Regions from separate parts of the Mus musculus genome. Here region 1 is linked to region 2. The links are chromatin loops, found by intact Hi-C in ENCODE. Cell type or tissue: gastrocnemius. All regions are shown on one strand.

The links. A loop is a pair of places that touch in the nucleus more often than their neighbours do. Peaks named below come from ENCODE experiments on the same cell type or tissue, not always from the same donor. Only the 100,000 strongest peaks of a DNase experiment are listed, where the experiment ranks them.
Region 1: a loop joins it to region 2, with 4 times the contacts of the local background. A loop is called at or near these places in 12 of 42 quality-filtered maps.

What each region holds. Positions count from the first base shown.
Region 1 is chr7:100,104,565-100,112,564 of GRCm38, reverse strand. It overlaps Pold3 (polymerase (DNA-directed), delta 3, accessory subunit), which reads left to right. Exons shown (of 12, transcript NM_133692.2): 3 at 193-295; 4 at 4,014-4,053; 5 at 5,870-6,002. Among named protein-coding and RNA genes, the nearest start is that of Pold3, 13 kb to the left of the region's middle. In gastrocnemius, a CTCF peak has its summit at 4,021; no DNase peak of the experiment used is centred here.
Region 2 is chr7:99,984,371-99,992,370 of GRCm38, reverse strand. No RefSeq gene overlaps it. Among named protein-coding and RNA genes, the nearest start is that of Rnf169, 7.9 kb to the right of the region's middle. In gastrocnemius, no CTCF peak of the experiment used is centred here; DNase peaks (open chromatin) are centred at 1,771 and 3,447.

The DNA of each region.
Region 1 (8,000 bases), 120 kb before region 2:
CAGATAAGTTGGTTCCAGTCCCATGCTCCATCTAAAGTTTTTTCATTGTTTTTTCAAAAATCTGTTCAGTAAGTAAAAAATTGTGCTGTTGAAGAAACTGTCAGATTTCATATATATGACTTCCAAGTCATGAATCCGGAGTCGATGAGGAAGCTGCATGCTAATGAGTCACTTCTGTCTTGTTTGGCACAGGATGCTCTATGAATATGTTGAAAGGAAACGGAAAGAAAATTCGGGAGCTCAGCTGCATGTTACCTACTTGGTGTCTGGCAGTCTTATACAGAACGGACATTCTGTAAGTTCTCTTGTAACAAGACTTCATGTTCATGAGATAGAAACATTATTAGAAATAACAGGAGGAAGAAGGAAGAGTGAATGGTATGGAAGTTTTAAAGTACCTCTTAAAGAGAGTGAGTGTTCTGAAATTTTAAACTAAATCTGACAAGAAAGGTTATGTAATATCTTGTCTGTGATGAGGAGACTGTCACTCTTAGTTACCTAGGAAATGAGACATTAGGGAATGGCTTTTCCTTGAACCTCTTTTTCCTTTTGAATACGTATTGTAGACACTGGTACTTAATTTTCATCTTCAAATTTCAAGTCAGATTCCAATGTTAAATAAAAAAGGAGGGAAAAAAATTAGGTGATTTGTAACCTGAGTACTCGTTTTGATAGGTCACTTGGAGTGGCCTGTTGTAAGGCCGAGGCTTAGCTGCTGGTACAGACAGGTGTTTAGGCTCCTGCATTCTTTTCTGTTCTTGCCCCTCTGCATGCCCGCCAGCTCAGGGTACTGTTGCTTTTTTCATCTCAACCACAACGCAGTCTCAGTCCCAGTCTCAGCGCTGGTGCTCTTTTGTTGACTTCCATTGTTTCCCTCGCGGTGGGGAACAGGTATTACTGAGCTCTTCCCAGGCCTTAAGCACCAGAAGCTCTGTTGCCTTGGACTGAATCCAGGGCTCGTTCATAGTTCTTGCACACCGGCTTCCTGTGCAGGTCTTCTCCGTCCTCACTTTCCTTGAGCCTGTCTGAAGACACCTCTGTTTCATTGCCATCAGTCCCAGGATCAGGGCTCCTCGTGGAGGTCTACTAAGATGCCTTTTTTACTACCCTTTTGATTTTCCTTCAAAATCATACGTTTATAACCTCAACTTTATTTGCCATAATACTAATGGCAGTTGTTTTTTAACAAGAGTCCCAAGCATGTGTGATTTAAAGCTCTTAGGTGAGCTTTATGAGGAAAAGCAGAACTTTAGATTCAGAGCCCTGCGTTCTCCAGCCAGTGTTTCGTTCCTTGTTTTTGTACTGTTGAGACTCTTAGGTGTTTAGTCAGCAGTGGTTCTCCACCTTGCTAACACTGCAGCCCTTTAATACAGTTGCTCACGTTGCTGTGACCCCAACCATAAAATTACTTCATTGCTACTTCATAACTAATTTTCTACTGTAATATACATTCCTGATGTGCAAGATTTTTGATATGCAACCCTCCACGGGGTTTCAGTCCACAATTTGAGAACCACTGGTTAGTGGGTTTTTGTTATGCTAATTAGGGCTTATAATTACAAGTTCTCAGCTGTTTTATGTAGTGATTTTTAGTTGATGATTTTTAAAAAATCACCTAATTTATTATTCATTTGCCAGACATAACAGAAGAGTCAAATTTTAATCTGGGATCTATGAAGATTTTTTTTTTTTTTTTTTAAGGACAGCTTTCATTTTGTAGCTTGGCTGGTAGACTAGACTGACCTCGTATTCACAGCAATCCCCCTGCCTCTCTAGTGCTGGATTAAAGGTGTCAACCACCACACTGTGAAGAACTTTTATTGAAGCCTAGTGTGGTTGTACATGTTTAGAACTCTAGCACTTGGGAGGTTGATGCAGGCGAGTCTGGGCAAGATTGATCTCAAAAATGTACAATAAAATTCTGACATGAAGCAGGGTTTGTGATGCTGTGCTGACTGGGCCCTTCACCGTGACAGGTGTCCGCTGCAGTAGCCAGCTCTGTGCTGATCTGCACTGCTGTTGTACAGTAAGGTGGCATGGCCACTGTTGAGGCCTGTGCTTTTTCAGTAGCCCCAAGCAGAGGAACACTTAGCCACACTGAACTGCTTGGTAGTCTAGACTAGTTCCTTAGGCATCAGTTAATTACTGCTTCTAAGGCTAAACTATGGATCTGCAGTGTTTTAATGATTAGTTCCTAGTGCCTTTTTTTTTTTTTTTTTTCATAAGCTTGGCATTTTTGAGTAGAATGTGATGTGACATTTTTGGGAATGTCTGGTTTGTATCTGTGATCATGTAAGTGTGTGCAGGTACAGGTGTGTGTGTGTTCGCACACATGCATGTATGCATATATCTAAGGGTATACAAGCACTTGGTAAAGTCAGAGGATGATCTTGGGCATTACTCCTCAAGAGTTGTCTCCTCTGTTTTTTGAGACAAGCCTGGAACCTGAAGCTTGCTGATTTGGCTTAAGCTGGCTGGCCAGTGGTCTCCGGGATCCTCCTGTCTGTCTCCTCAGCATTCAAATTATAATTGGTCCTGCCATGCCCATCTTTTTACATGGACACTGGGAATCGAGCTTAGAGCCTCATGCTTGCATGGCAATTATTTTAGCAACTGAGCTGTTGCCTTACTTCATTTTTTAACTAGAAAAGGAACCAACAAAAAGAATCCATGAATTCTTGTAATTCAAGTTTATGACTACATTTCTAAAAAGCATTTTTTGATATATTGGAGATAGCTCAGTGGTAGAGCAGTTGCCTAGCATGGACAAGGTTCTGGGTTTGACCATCAGGACTGAAACACCAAAACAAGTACAAATTACATTGTTGCCAAACATGGTGGCTCACACTGTAATTGGCAGCACTTGAGAACCTGAAGCAGGAGTTTTTGAGTTTGAGGCCAGCCTGAGCAATGTGAATTTCTGTCTCCTAAAAACCAACCAACCAACCAAAAAAAGCTTGCTTGATTTTTAAATTGCTCTTTTATATTAAGGATTTTGGTGTGTTCTTAACATTGACATAAATACTTATTGCTGTAGCCAAATATAAGATTTAGAGGAAAAAATGAATATTTTTACTAACAATTACTGAAATTTTTTTTCAGGAATTTTTTACTTTGCAAGTTTTTTTTTTTTTTTCCTGTAGCATATAGTCTGCTTAAACCACTCATTGTGGCAATTTACCAATTTAAGATCTATTTAAACTCAGTTCTCTTTCCTTCAGGAAAGGGCAGGCCTCCCAGGGATATCAACCAAACATGGCATATCAAGTTGCAATAAGATTAGGTTGGACAATAGTTGCAATAATAAAGGCTGGATGAGGCAGTCCTGTAGGACAAGGATCCTAAAAGCAGGCAAAAGCTCCAGAAACAGCCTGTGCTCCCTCTGCTAGGTGTCCCATAAACACCAAACTATACAAGTATAACACACACGCACACGCACACGCACACACACACACACATGCAGTCCCATGAAGGCTCCCTGATTGTCAAGGTCAGTCTCTGTGAGCTCCTATGAGTCCAGGTTGAGAGCAGGTTAGTTGATTCTCCAGGTTTTCTTGTAGTGTCCTTGACTCCTCTGGCTCCTACAATCCTTTTTCCTCCTCTTGTTCAGGACTCCCTGAACTCTGTATAATACTTGGGTCTCTGCATCTGGTTCCATCAGTTGCTGGATGAAGCCTCTTTGATGACAGTCTATGAGTATAGCAGAATAGCCAGATCTAACTTTTATTTAGTTCCATAGATTATATACCAGTTATCATTCAATCATTTACTAAAAATTGCTCTTAAACTGTTTGAGATAATTTTGTTTCATAAAAGTACTGAGGCTGGCCTCTCATTTTCCTTAATCTCTTTTCAAGATGATGTAAAATATACCATTTAAAAATTAGTCAGACTGCCCTATACTGTAGTGTATTTTCAGGTACCCAGTGCTTTTCTAATTTCATAGCTGAGTCAAAGAAGCTGAAATTCTGAGTTCTTTAACTTCACTACTGATGAATTGTTGTTCCTTACAGTGCCACAAGGTTGCAGTAGTGAGAGAAGATAAACTGGAAGGTAAGAATTTGAGCAGCTGAATAAACTTTTCGCTTTGCCTCTTACGGCATTGGTTGGGTACAGTCTGTATAAAGTGTATTTGGCTATTTAACCAGACAATCTTATATTCCTTTTACTAATGGTTTTTGAATCGTTAGTCTTCTTATATTTGCCTAACTTCACATTTTTAAGGCTGACATATATAAAGTAAATCTTTGACAGGATTTCAAGACTCATGACATACATAAAAATATTGTCATGAGTTCCAGATGACATGGCTCCTTAAGCTGTGGATTGTGATACTATGTGGGGATGAAAAACCGAATCTAGACCCTGCAAAAAAGATTATCAAACTGAACTCATAACAACCAAGACTAAGCTAGCTACCCAGTGTGGTAGACAGTGAATGTAGCAGTGTATGTGGGATGATGAGCCCACAGAACGTGGGTTTCATGGCAGTGCTCAGGCATGTTACATGATGTAGCCTCACTGCAGCCTAGTTCTGAGCACATGGTCAGTGCTCTTTGCCTGCCATGCAATACCAGTGAGGATAGCCTGACCCACCGGGACGGCTCATGCCGTGGTGGATGTTCTCAGCTGTAGTCTATTCACTGTATATGCAAACTTCTGTGCTCTTACAGAAACATGATACTTTAATTATGAAAAACAAAGAATTAGTATTTTCCTACCATCGTTCCTTAGTGTGTAAACATCAAATTAGTGTGTTTGGGATTGTATTTATGTTAGGATATTAGATTCTAAAACATGCTATCTGAGTTGTTCCTTGTTTTATTTTTTATTTTTTTAAATATTTAGTAAATTTCAGCTTGAATTACAACAGGGTTTCTAACAAATCTGAAATGGCCTAAATTTACCTCCTCTATTTTGTACTTTGTATTTCTGCAAAGTGGTAGTGTTGTTAGCACTGATGGTTATAAAAGCAAAATATTGATCAACTCAAACAACATTGATATGTGCTGCATTCTGCAGGATCAAATATTCAGCCAAGATTTCAATTCTTTGCTTTGTAGAAAAATAAACACACACATTTGTTTCAGTAGTATGTTAAATTTGTTTTCATCTTTGATAATAAAATTATTATTTTGTATATGCCAAAAGGGTTGTTTTAAAATAAAATTCTTTATTACTATCAATAAATATTTAAATTGTATATTTACATATATATGAAAATGTGTGTGTGTGTGTATATATATATATATATATATATATGTATGTATATATGTGTACATATATATATGCACATAAAAATCTCTGGTTAAAAAGGAAATGTTAAGAAACTGCATAATATGTGGTGGTTAATATGTTCCCAACTCTGTGCTAGGCTGTGGGGACAGTGAACAGGTTAGGCACAGTTCTTTCCTTGTAGAATCCATAGTTTACTCCTATGATAATGGTCTTTTAATTTTGTTCTGTAGACTCAGTTCATTAGTAATACTATTATGTAGCTGCTTTTTGTAAGCTGAAATTGAAACATACAAGTAAGTCTTGGTGGCGATAAGTCTTCTCAGGTAGAGAGTACTTAACTGACTGAACACAAAGCTTCACAATCATCATTAGTCATCAGTCACTGTTTGCTGACTGTCCCTGGGTGAGACACACCCTCACAGGTGCTGGACTGGGAAGCGACTCAGTACCAACATGTCCCATTGCAGACAGAGCTTCATGTTCTTCTACTTTCTATGTAGCTGTTTGGCCTGTTAGAGGTTTTGGACCACCATAGATAGCAAATGATTTTGGTGCAGAAGAGTTTCTTGTTAAAGTCCCCACAAGCTATGAAGTTGTGTATTAACAGACTGCTTTTCCTGTTGACTTGTAGCAGTGAAGTCCAAGTTAGCTGTGACTGCCAGCATCCATGTGTACAGCATCCAGAAAGCTATGCTAAAGGACAGTGGGCCTCTGTTCAATACCGACTATGACATCCTTAAAAGCAATTTGCAGAACTGCAGCAAGTAAGCTCCTTAATGTTCTTGTGGGCTTCTTTACGAATTGATTTTGTAAGGTGTTTACACAGTGGCTGCCTCTTAAGAGTGAGTGCCAAGTCTAGTAAAACCCCATTTATCTTGCAGTAAGACACATGCCTAGTTTTATTAGTACATCATAAGGTGAAAAATAGCAGCCACAACCCATATTGAAACCCCACTGGACTCCCCATAAATCTATTTCTCATATATTTATCCTGTCATCACCACCAGAGATGTTTGTTGTGTCCCCTCTATCCCTTTGCTCTAGTCTCTGCTTGTCTAACTCTTACCCATTCTTTAAGAGCTAGATTAAATGTTGCCCTTCAAAAAATTGTTCTTAAGTTTGACGTCCCATTCCTTCCAGCCAAAAGTAACTTGTCCCCAAAGCTCATAGCCAAGATCAGATCTTGTAAATCTTTTGTGTTCTTCAGGGCATTGGACAGTGACAGGCTATGATATGTGTGGGTTTTAGACACTGATAATCATGGGTTTTAGTCTTGTTTTGCTACTTAATAGCCCAGTGGCTCTGGACAAATTACTTAGTACTTTCTAGCTTTGGTTTCTTCATCTTTAAATCAGTTGTGATAATTCCTACTTTGTGAGATTGTACTGAGGGTTCAAGTCAGTTCTTTAAAAATATTCTTGGGTATCTACCACTTTGATTTAATTATAATTTAAATTTATGGGCTGGAAAGGTGACTCAGTATTTTAGTATTCTCATTGATTGTGCAGGGGACCCAGGTTCAATTCCTAGTCCCCTACATGGTGGCTTACAACCATCTATAGCCCCAGTTCCAGGGGATCTAATACCTTCTGGCCTCCTTGGGTGTGCATATGGGGTACAGGCATACATGCTGGCCAAACACTCTTAACATATAATATCAAATTAATTAATTAAAAGATAATTTGAATTTGTTTGGTGTATGTCTGATGTGTACCATTGAGTTGTTACATACTTTTGAGGCCGAGTACTACCTGTTCCTGAGGTTGGTGGCCCACTAGAGATGGCAGTTCAGTTCAGTGCTATCAAGAGGAACGGCATGAGACAGTTCTGGAGACTGACACTTATTACCAGGTTCTGGATGGGTGGAGTGAGGGGAGCAGAGGTGGCTTTTCCAAAAGGCTAAGGCATCTAGGTTGAGACTCAGAGGTCCAGTAGAAATTGTCAGATGGTAGTGTCAGAGTAAAGAGAGCCGAGAGAGAAACAGGACATTGCGTAGTCATTGCCTGTGGCTAACGCATAGGCTGACAGACAGGTGGGAAGTAACGAGAAGACGGAGTCAGACTCTCAGGAGCTCAGGCTTGATCCTGAGAAAAGCGGCTGGGGTTTGGATATTTAGATTTGCGGAAAATCTCAAGTAAGGGTATTTATTGCAGTGGTTAATTCTCAAGGTGAACAGAGGAGTTGGGGTTCAGGTAAGCTGCTGGGCCAGGGCAGCAGATAGATCTGTGAGGAGAGAGAGTGGAGTGAAGGAAGAACAGAAAGTAAAACTGAAGGTTACGATTTTTACCAGCCATCTGACTTTGGATAAAATATTTAGCCTCTTGGTGATTCAACTTCCTTATGTATGGTAAAGTAGAGGCAGTCTTACATGTAATCGAGGATTGAGTAAACTAAGAGACATAGCACTCTTACAGCTGTGTTCCACACATAGTAAGTACTCTTTGTGGTTGCTCTTATTTTAGTGAATGGACCGAAAAAGAGGTCTAAGAGGAAGCATCCAGTGAAGTGGAAAATTATGAAAATATATGGGGTTCCATAAGCTGAGGGCAAAATTTCAAGAAAGGAGTACTAATGGATGTTTTAAGAGAAGCAGGTCAGATAGAGATGGAAGCTAGCCATTGAATATGGTGATGACCTTCTTCGAGAGCTTCAGTGTACGGGTCAGACTGATCCAGCTGAGTGAGACAGGAAGAAGTGAGACGGTCAGTGTAGATAAATATTTCCAGAAAATGAGACTGAAATGGAGGGCAAGTAGGACCATA
Region 2 (8,000 bases):
TCATCTATTCTAACTTTCGCTGTCCCTTATTTGAGTATAGGACATCCACTGCAGCACAGTCCCCCTTCTGGAAGCTACATCCTTTAAAAAACTGCCTTCCCCCTCCAGATGCCATCAAGGGCTCTCAGCTCCTCCGTTGGGCTCACCAACCCTTTCGCACTCTGACTCTTGGCTGTGCGGACGTTGTGCGGGCAGCCACAGCAGCTGAGTTCATGAGTGCCCTGGTCTTGTGTTCAGAAAACACTGTTTCACTCTGGTCCTCCCTGACCTCAGGCTCCTGCAATCTTTCCACCCCACCCCCATTCCGTGGTGGCCCCTGAGCATTGGGGAGAGGGAAGGATACAGATGTCCCGTTTATAGCTGAACACTCCGCAACTACTTCTCTGTATTGTAACCAGTTGTGAGTTTCTGTGTTCAGCACCATCCACCACACAAAAGAAACTTCTCCGATGCGGTCTGAGAGTCTTGCTAGTCTATAGATAGAGAGCTAGGATTTTAAAGGGCAGTTTGATGCTAAGTCCATTTAACAAAATCATAGTAGTAGTTGACCTAAGTCTTACACATGATCTGTCTCTATCATGTAGTGGGAATTGTGGTTTCTTTAAAAAACCCAGTTATGTGAATGTCTTCGTTCTAATCCCAGGTGTGGGATATGGGGCTGCTCCAGTTTGTCCACAGCTGTTAACTTAGATTGTCTTGTGCTCGGGGGGGGGGGGGGGGGAGGTGGAGTCCTGAGATGGTCTGTGTGTTGGCTGTTGCTGGACATCCTGATAACAAAGACTGGACTTGCCCCAAGGAATCTGATGACTTGAATCAGCAGGAAGTCGCCTATAGAGGGCCACACCCATTTTCCCCTCTAACCTTCTTTTCTCCTATCTAGTGTTGGGGGTTGGAAGGGATTAGGGTGGAATAAGGGTTAGAAAGGAGGTGGAGACAGAAGAACCCAATAAAGTAAGAAAACGCCTACACCAATACTTCCATGATCTTGAACACTCCAGGATGAGCTGGACCTTAGGGGTGTGTGTGGATGGGACGGCATAACCTTGGGGTTTTATTGTTTTCTTAATAAAACAAAGGATGGATCCTAGGCCCCTTTCATCAATGCTCTCACCAATGGCTGCACATTCTTCCATGTTCTTCTGTGTGCACGCACTGACTAGACTTGTAAGCCAGGTTCCCAACCTTCCTGGTGCTGCGACCCTTTGTTATGAATCATAATGTAAATATCTGATATGTAGGATATCTGTTACAGGTTAAGAACCGCTGTGTTAGGCTAACGAAGGAAGACATGAAGTTGGTATGGGGGTGGGGCTAAGGGAGTCTGGGAAAAGTTGGAGGAAGAGTGGGGGGTTTGATAGGATCAAAATGAATTGTATACACATATGAAAGTCTTAAAGAGTGGATTAAAAAAAAAGATAAAGCATTCATCCAGCTGCCTCTCTCATATCTTCTCCCAGACTTTGTAACAGCCGCCATAACAGCCAGGTTTCCCTCGGCTTGATGGGTGGGCTCACTGCACCTCATCCCTAGGACAACCTTTTTTGTAGTTTAGTGTAGAAAATTGGCTTGGTCTGCTCACCTGCACACACCACTGCTTCCGGTCATAAAAACTAAGTATTCCCTGCGTGCAGGCAGTCCAGGCCCTTCTCGAACTGTGTTGCTTGAACTCAGTGGGGTTGCTACTTACCAAGCCGTGCTTAGAGAACAGCCCAGTGAGTTCAGGAATCTTCAAATAGTCCTCATGCACGAGGAGGCGCTGTGCCGAGAAAAGTGAGTTACAGGAGGAATTGTGGAGGCTAGCACGCATGCGCACCGGCAGCATCTGACTCACACGGACCCGGAAGCTTAGACTCAAGGCTCCAAATTCTAGACATCTGATTGTATAATACTGTCACCAGTACCTCTGCCACTGCTTCTTTTATTTGAGACAGAGTCTTCATGTAGCCTTGGTTGTCCCGGGGCTGGCTAGGTAGACCAGGCTGACCTCTAACTCACAGGGAGCTGCCTGGTTCCACCTCCTGAATGCACCCATTGAAGGAGCATGCCATCATGTCCAGCTAGTTTCAGTTTTAGTTTTACTTCTGTGCATGTGTGTGTGCCAACATAATTGTGTCCTGTTTGTGTGTGCAGTGACCTCAGAGACCAGAAGAGGGGATTAGATCTCTGAAGCTAGAGTTGAGGTGGCTGTAAGCTGCCTGATGTAGGTGCCAGAAATCGAACCCCGGTCTTCTGGAAGAGCAACAAGTGCTCTTAACCACTGAGCTATCTCTCCAACCCCACCCTCACCCCTGCTTCTGCTAACATGTCCAGTGGCTCCTTGAGTGAATTCGTGAACAGCAGCAACTCTACAGCTGATGGAAGAGTTCTCCCTCCCTCCTCCCCCTCTCTCCTCTGCTTCCAACCCTCCTCACCTCCCACCCACCCCTGCTCCCCTCCCTTCCTCTCCCTTCCTCCCTCCCTCCTCCCTTCCCACCCACCCTTGCTCCCTCCCTCCTTTCTCCCCTTTTCTCCTTCCCTCTATCCCCTCTTCCCTTCCTTTTCCTTTCATCCTGTCTTCCCCCATCCTCTCCTCCTCTTCCTTCCTTCAGGATCTCCTTGGCATTGACTTTGTTCTGTGCCTAGGCTGTCCTTGAATTTGCAGTCCTCCTTCCTCTACCTCCTGAGTCCTGAGATTACATGGCCGTGTCACCGGCTGACCCCAAACTTCTCTACTTCTCCCCCCTAATCTGATACACATGTGGCAGCTCCTCAGAATCTGTCTTTTCCATCCTGTGCAGGGAGTTTTGTGCCTCTAAGTGCTGGCTTCCTCTCCTGTCCCTTCCATTTGGAATTCCCTTTTTCTTGGTTGAGTTCAGATCCTTCCTTTGGATCCAGTTCTGTGCCCACCTAGTAGTGGCTTCCTTCTTTGCACCTCCACATGGTTTTATCTGCACCACTGTTAAGGAATCCTTCAAATTGCATACAGCACAGGCAGTCTGCAAGACAGCAGTGAAAGTGCTGGAGATACTGTTGGTCAAAACACGCTCCCCAGCCTCCTGCTCTTATAACGTAGTCTGGAAATCAGTCATGTTACGTAGAAAACATGAAAGAAGTGTTAGCTAGGAATGATGGCACTGTGAGTTAGACACCAGTTGGTCTACATAGTGAGTTCCAAGCTGGCAAGGGCTGTGTGGTGAGACCCTGTGTCAACAGAAGTGCAGTGAGACAGAAAGAACATGGTAGAGCTGGAGTTGTCAGAAGCATTGGTTTCTAGTTCACATGATTCACTAAAGAGCTTTGACCGAGTCCTTCCCCTCCTTAAACCTTAGCTTTCTTCTTTTTAACAAAGGGGTTTGGTTAGAAACCTCTGATGATTTCAAATGCCAGCAGAGCTCTGAGTGACTTTGGCTTCCCAGGAACTGTTTGGAAGAGGCAGTGCAGGCTCTGTTTGCCCCCTGGTGGTCACTTGGTGACATCACAGTCTGGGAGGCCCGGGAAAACTAGCTGGCTGTTCCCATGGATGGGAGAGTAGAGCTGAGACCAGCAAACAGATTGTGAACGAAGAGCCATCACCCAATGACCATTCTAGAATAGACAAAGAAATTTTATCACTTGTCACTCTGCTCTCGGCCTTTAACTGACCCATCAAGCATCAGTTTCTTCCCAAACTAGAGACATTTTCTTCTGAGGCAAATTCTTCATTCTGCTCACTTTATCCTCTTACCTGTTCATTTATGACAAAATATGGCTTCACTGTGTCTCACACTTGTCCTCGAATAGGACTATGGCCACTTCCTTTTGGGGACTTGGTCTAGGCAAAGTGAAGCTAGTAAGATTTCTTTGTTGAGGTTGCTAGGAGTCAGGCTCTGTGAGAATAAAGCAGGTCTGAACTATAATATGACAAGCCCTCGCAAGAGAGAAATCTGTCTCTAAATGTCTTACTGTGAAATGGGGTTGGGTAGAGCTATTTGCTGATTTTTCTCTTATATTTTCTATCATAAACACGACATACGTTTAAAGCCACCTCTGCCCCCTTATAAACAGTAACTATATATAATATAATTTTTTTCACTCATTAAAGAAATTCTGTAATAAATCAAGCTTGGTGTGTCCCAACACTCTGAGGCTGGAGATAGGAGGACTGGTGCAAATTCTAGGCCAGTCTGGGCTACAGTGTGAGACTTTATCTTAAAATGAGGGTTGGGAGAGGGGAGGGGAGGAAAGCGAAAGTGATTACTTAGAATTTCTAGTCAGGGTCTAGGGGACAGGAGAGTAGAGAAGTCTCAGAGTCAGGGAGAAAGACTGTGGGGGTGGCAGACTTTGAAGGAGGTAGAGAGAGTGGGCCCCGCTGCACGTATAATCAAGTGGATTTACAGTATATACATAGGAAATCTTTCTTCCTTTCTCTCTCCCCCCCCCCCTCTTTTTGACAGGACTTCTCTATGTAACAGCCTTGGCTATCCTAGAACTTAAACTGCAGATCAGGCTGGACTCAAACTCAAAGATCCAACTGCCTCTGCCTCCCTAATGCTGCCCTGCCAGAGATAACTAACTGCTCACTACAAGCATTCTTGTTTCTTTATTTTATTTTAATGTATTTTTAATTGGATATTTTATTTATTTACATTTCAAATCTTACCTCTTTCCCTGTTTCCCCTCTGCAACCCCCCCATCCCCTCCCGCTGCTTCTATGAGGGTGTTCCCCTACCCACCCACCTACTCCCTCCTCACTGCCCTAGCATTCCCCTACACTAAGGCATCAAGCCTTCACAGGACCAAGGGCCTCCCCCTCCCACTGATGCTAGATGAGGACATCCTCTGCTACATAAGCAGCTGGAGCCATGGGTCCCTCCATGTGTACTCTTTGGTTGATGGTTTAGTCCCTGGGAGCTATGGGGGTTGGGGAGGGGGAGTCTGGTTGGTTGATATTGTTGTTCTTCCTATAGGGTTGCAATCCCCTTCAGCTCCTACAGTTCTCCCCCTAACTCCTTCATTGGGGACCCTGTGCTTACTCTGATGGTTGGCTGCAAGCATCCGCATCCCTATTGGTTAGGCTCTGGCAGAGCCTCTCAGGCTCAGCTATATCATGCTCCTGTCAGCAAGCACTTCTTGGCATCAGCAATAGTGTCTGGATTTTGGTGGCTGTACATGGGATGGATCTCCAGGTAGGGCAGTCTCTGGATGGCATTTCCTTCAATCTCTGCTCTACTCTTTGTCCCTGTATTTCCTTTAGACAGGAGCAATTCTGAGTTAAAATTTTGGAGATGGGTGGGTGACCCCCATCTCTCAATTGGGGGCTGTGCTTAACCTCTGGATATGATTTCAACAGGTTCTCTCTCCCCTTTGTTGGGTATTTCAGCTAATGTCACCCCCACTGGGTCCTGGGAGTCTCTTGCTTTTCTGGCTTTTGGGACTTTCCGGTGGCTACCCCAGTTTCCCATGCCCCATTGAACACCTCTCTTCAATTTCCTGGTCCTCTGTACTTCTCCCCTGTCTTCTCCCATACCTGATCCTGCCCCCTTCTCCCCCTCCCCCTCCTCTCTTTCTCTCAAGTTCCTCTTGCCCACCCTCTACCTCCTGAGAGTATTTTGCTCCCCCTTCTAAGTAGGATTGAAGCACCCACACTTTGCTCTTCCTTCTTTTTGAGCTTCATGTGGTCTGTGAATTGTATTGTGGGTATTCTGAGCTTTTTGCCTAATATCCACTTATCAGTGAGTGCATACTGTGTGTGTTCTTTTGTGAGTGGGATGATTTTACCTCACTCAGGATGGTATTTTCTAGTTCCATCCATTTGCCAGTGAATTTCACGAAGTCATTGTTTTTAATAGCTGAGTAGTACTCCATTATGTAAATGTATCACATTTTCTGTATCCATTCCTTTGCTGAGGGACATCTGGGTGTTTCCAGCTTCTGGCTACTATAAATAAGGCTGCTATGAATATAGAGGAACATGTGTCCTTGTTATGTGCTGGAGCATCTTCTGGGTAAATGCCCAGGAGTGGAATAGCTGGGTCCTCAGTTAGTACTATTTCCAGTTTTCTGAGGAACCGCAAGACTGATTTCCAGAGTGGTTGTACCAGCTTGCAATGGAGGAGTGTTCCTCTTGTGCTTTCTTCGTAATAGATTTTTTTTTATGTGTTGTATTTTGAAACTCACTGAATGGTAACGGTATTAACTATTGGATGTTATTCCATGAAATTGATTTCATAACATAGGATGCATCAAGCCTTGTACCTGAAGCTGCCCTGTGTCATCATCCCCAGCCTTCCTTCTTGTGGCTGAATTCTCAGTCTGTATCAGTGCTGAGTAAGGCGTACTGTAGTGATCTCTCAGCTCCATATGGGTGGGGAGAAGATACTGTTTTTACCCCATATTCATAACTACAGGTTTGAGAATTATTCCTATAAAATTCATGTGCAAAGATCCTTTAGTCCAAATCTTTTGATTGCTCCCAAAGATCTTGATTGCTTTCTTCTATAAATAAACAGGCAAACATGCCCATTGTGCAAGGCTGACGGGCTGGAATGAGATAAATAAGCCGTTACTGCTTAATGTGGTGCCTGCCATGTAGTATTTGCTCTGTAAATTCTAGTTTTGTTTTTTAACCACTTTTTCTTTTTAATTAATTTTAAACTGTTTATGGTTATGTATGTGCTGTCTGCATGTTTATCTGTGTACTTCAAGTGTGCCTGGTGCCTTCGGAGGCCAGAAGAGGGCCTTGCTGTCAGAAACTGGAATTGCAGGCATTTTGTAAGCTGCTCATGTCGGTGCTGGGAATTGAACCTAGGTCTTCTGGAATGCTTTTAACCACTGAGCCATCTCTCCAGCTCCATTAAGACAGCCTTTTAGTTTTACATTTTTGGGGTAGGGAGAGGTAGAGAGGGAGAAAGGAAGAGAGGGAGGGGGTGACCCCTGTGAATGCCAGCCTTGCCTATGAGGATCAGACAACTTGGAGTCCGTCTTCTACCACCTGGGGCTTGAGGGTTAAGCTCAGTTCCTCAGGCTTGGGGGACCTAGTTCATTTCCCCCCAATTTTCTAGGCTTATTTCCAGCCCTATGTTCCTTCTTCCCACATTGAATTGCTTAGTCTGAACACCATCCCTTAACCCTCCATCTCTGCCACACAGACACACAGACACACACAGAGACACACACAGGCACACACAGAGACACACAGACACACACACAGACACACACACAGACACACACACACACACACACACACACACAGCCGAGCTTTGTTGCCTTGGAGCCTCAGTTCTTTCCTTCCTTCCTGTCTATTGCGTGAACTCACTGTTAGAGCAGAATTCAAAGTCTGTGAGACTTCCCTAGGACTCTGCCTATGCTCTCTGCTACCAGGAGACTGTGTGTGTGTGTGTGTGTGTGTGTGTGTGTGTGTGTGTGTCTCATTAGACTGCTTCTAGCTTTGCCACAATTCTTTTGTTATAATTATGGGTGCATAATTTTGCCTACTAGATTGTAACCTTGAAGAGGCAGAAACAGAGTGTCAAGGAGATTCATACAGAGCCTGGAAGGGTCAAACGGATGACAGCATCAAAGTGATGGGTACAATGATTGGCATCTTGAGAACCTTTTCTGAAACCAAAGGGAAGAAACAAAAAAGGAGACAAATTAGCAGCCCAAAGAGTGGAGCAGTCTTAAGGAGGTCTAAGGGGTGGGTTTTTTTTTTCTTGTGCTAGATGGTGTGAAGTCTTTGTGGGCGGGTGTGAAGGAGTTCCTGGCTTTGCAAAGAGACACAGCCTTGTTTCCACCTAGACTCAGTCTGAATGGTCTTACCTTGTGTCACAGTCCATCAGCCCAGCAGAGCAAAACTGGGGTCATCAGCCTGAAGGAAGTGCAGAGAGAGGCTTGCTGGAGTGGATGCAGAGTTTTAAGATTAGTTTAGGACAATTTAGGAGCTGTTCCAGTTGAGGCACTATGGCGGCCATGCAGTCCTCAGCCTGGATGACAGGGGTGGTGACTGAAGCACGGGACTCCATTCTTGTTCTAGTTGGCATCCT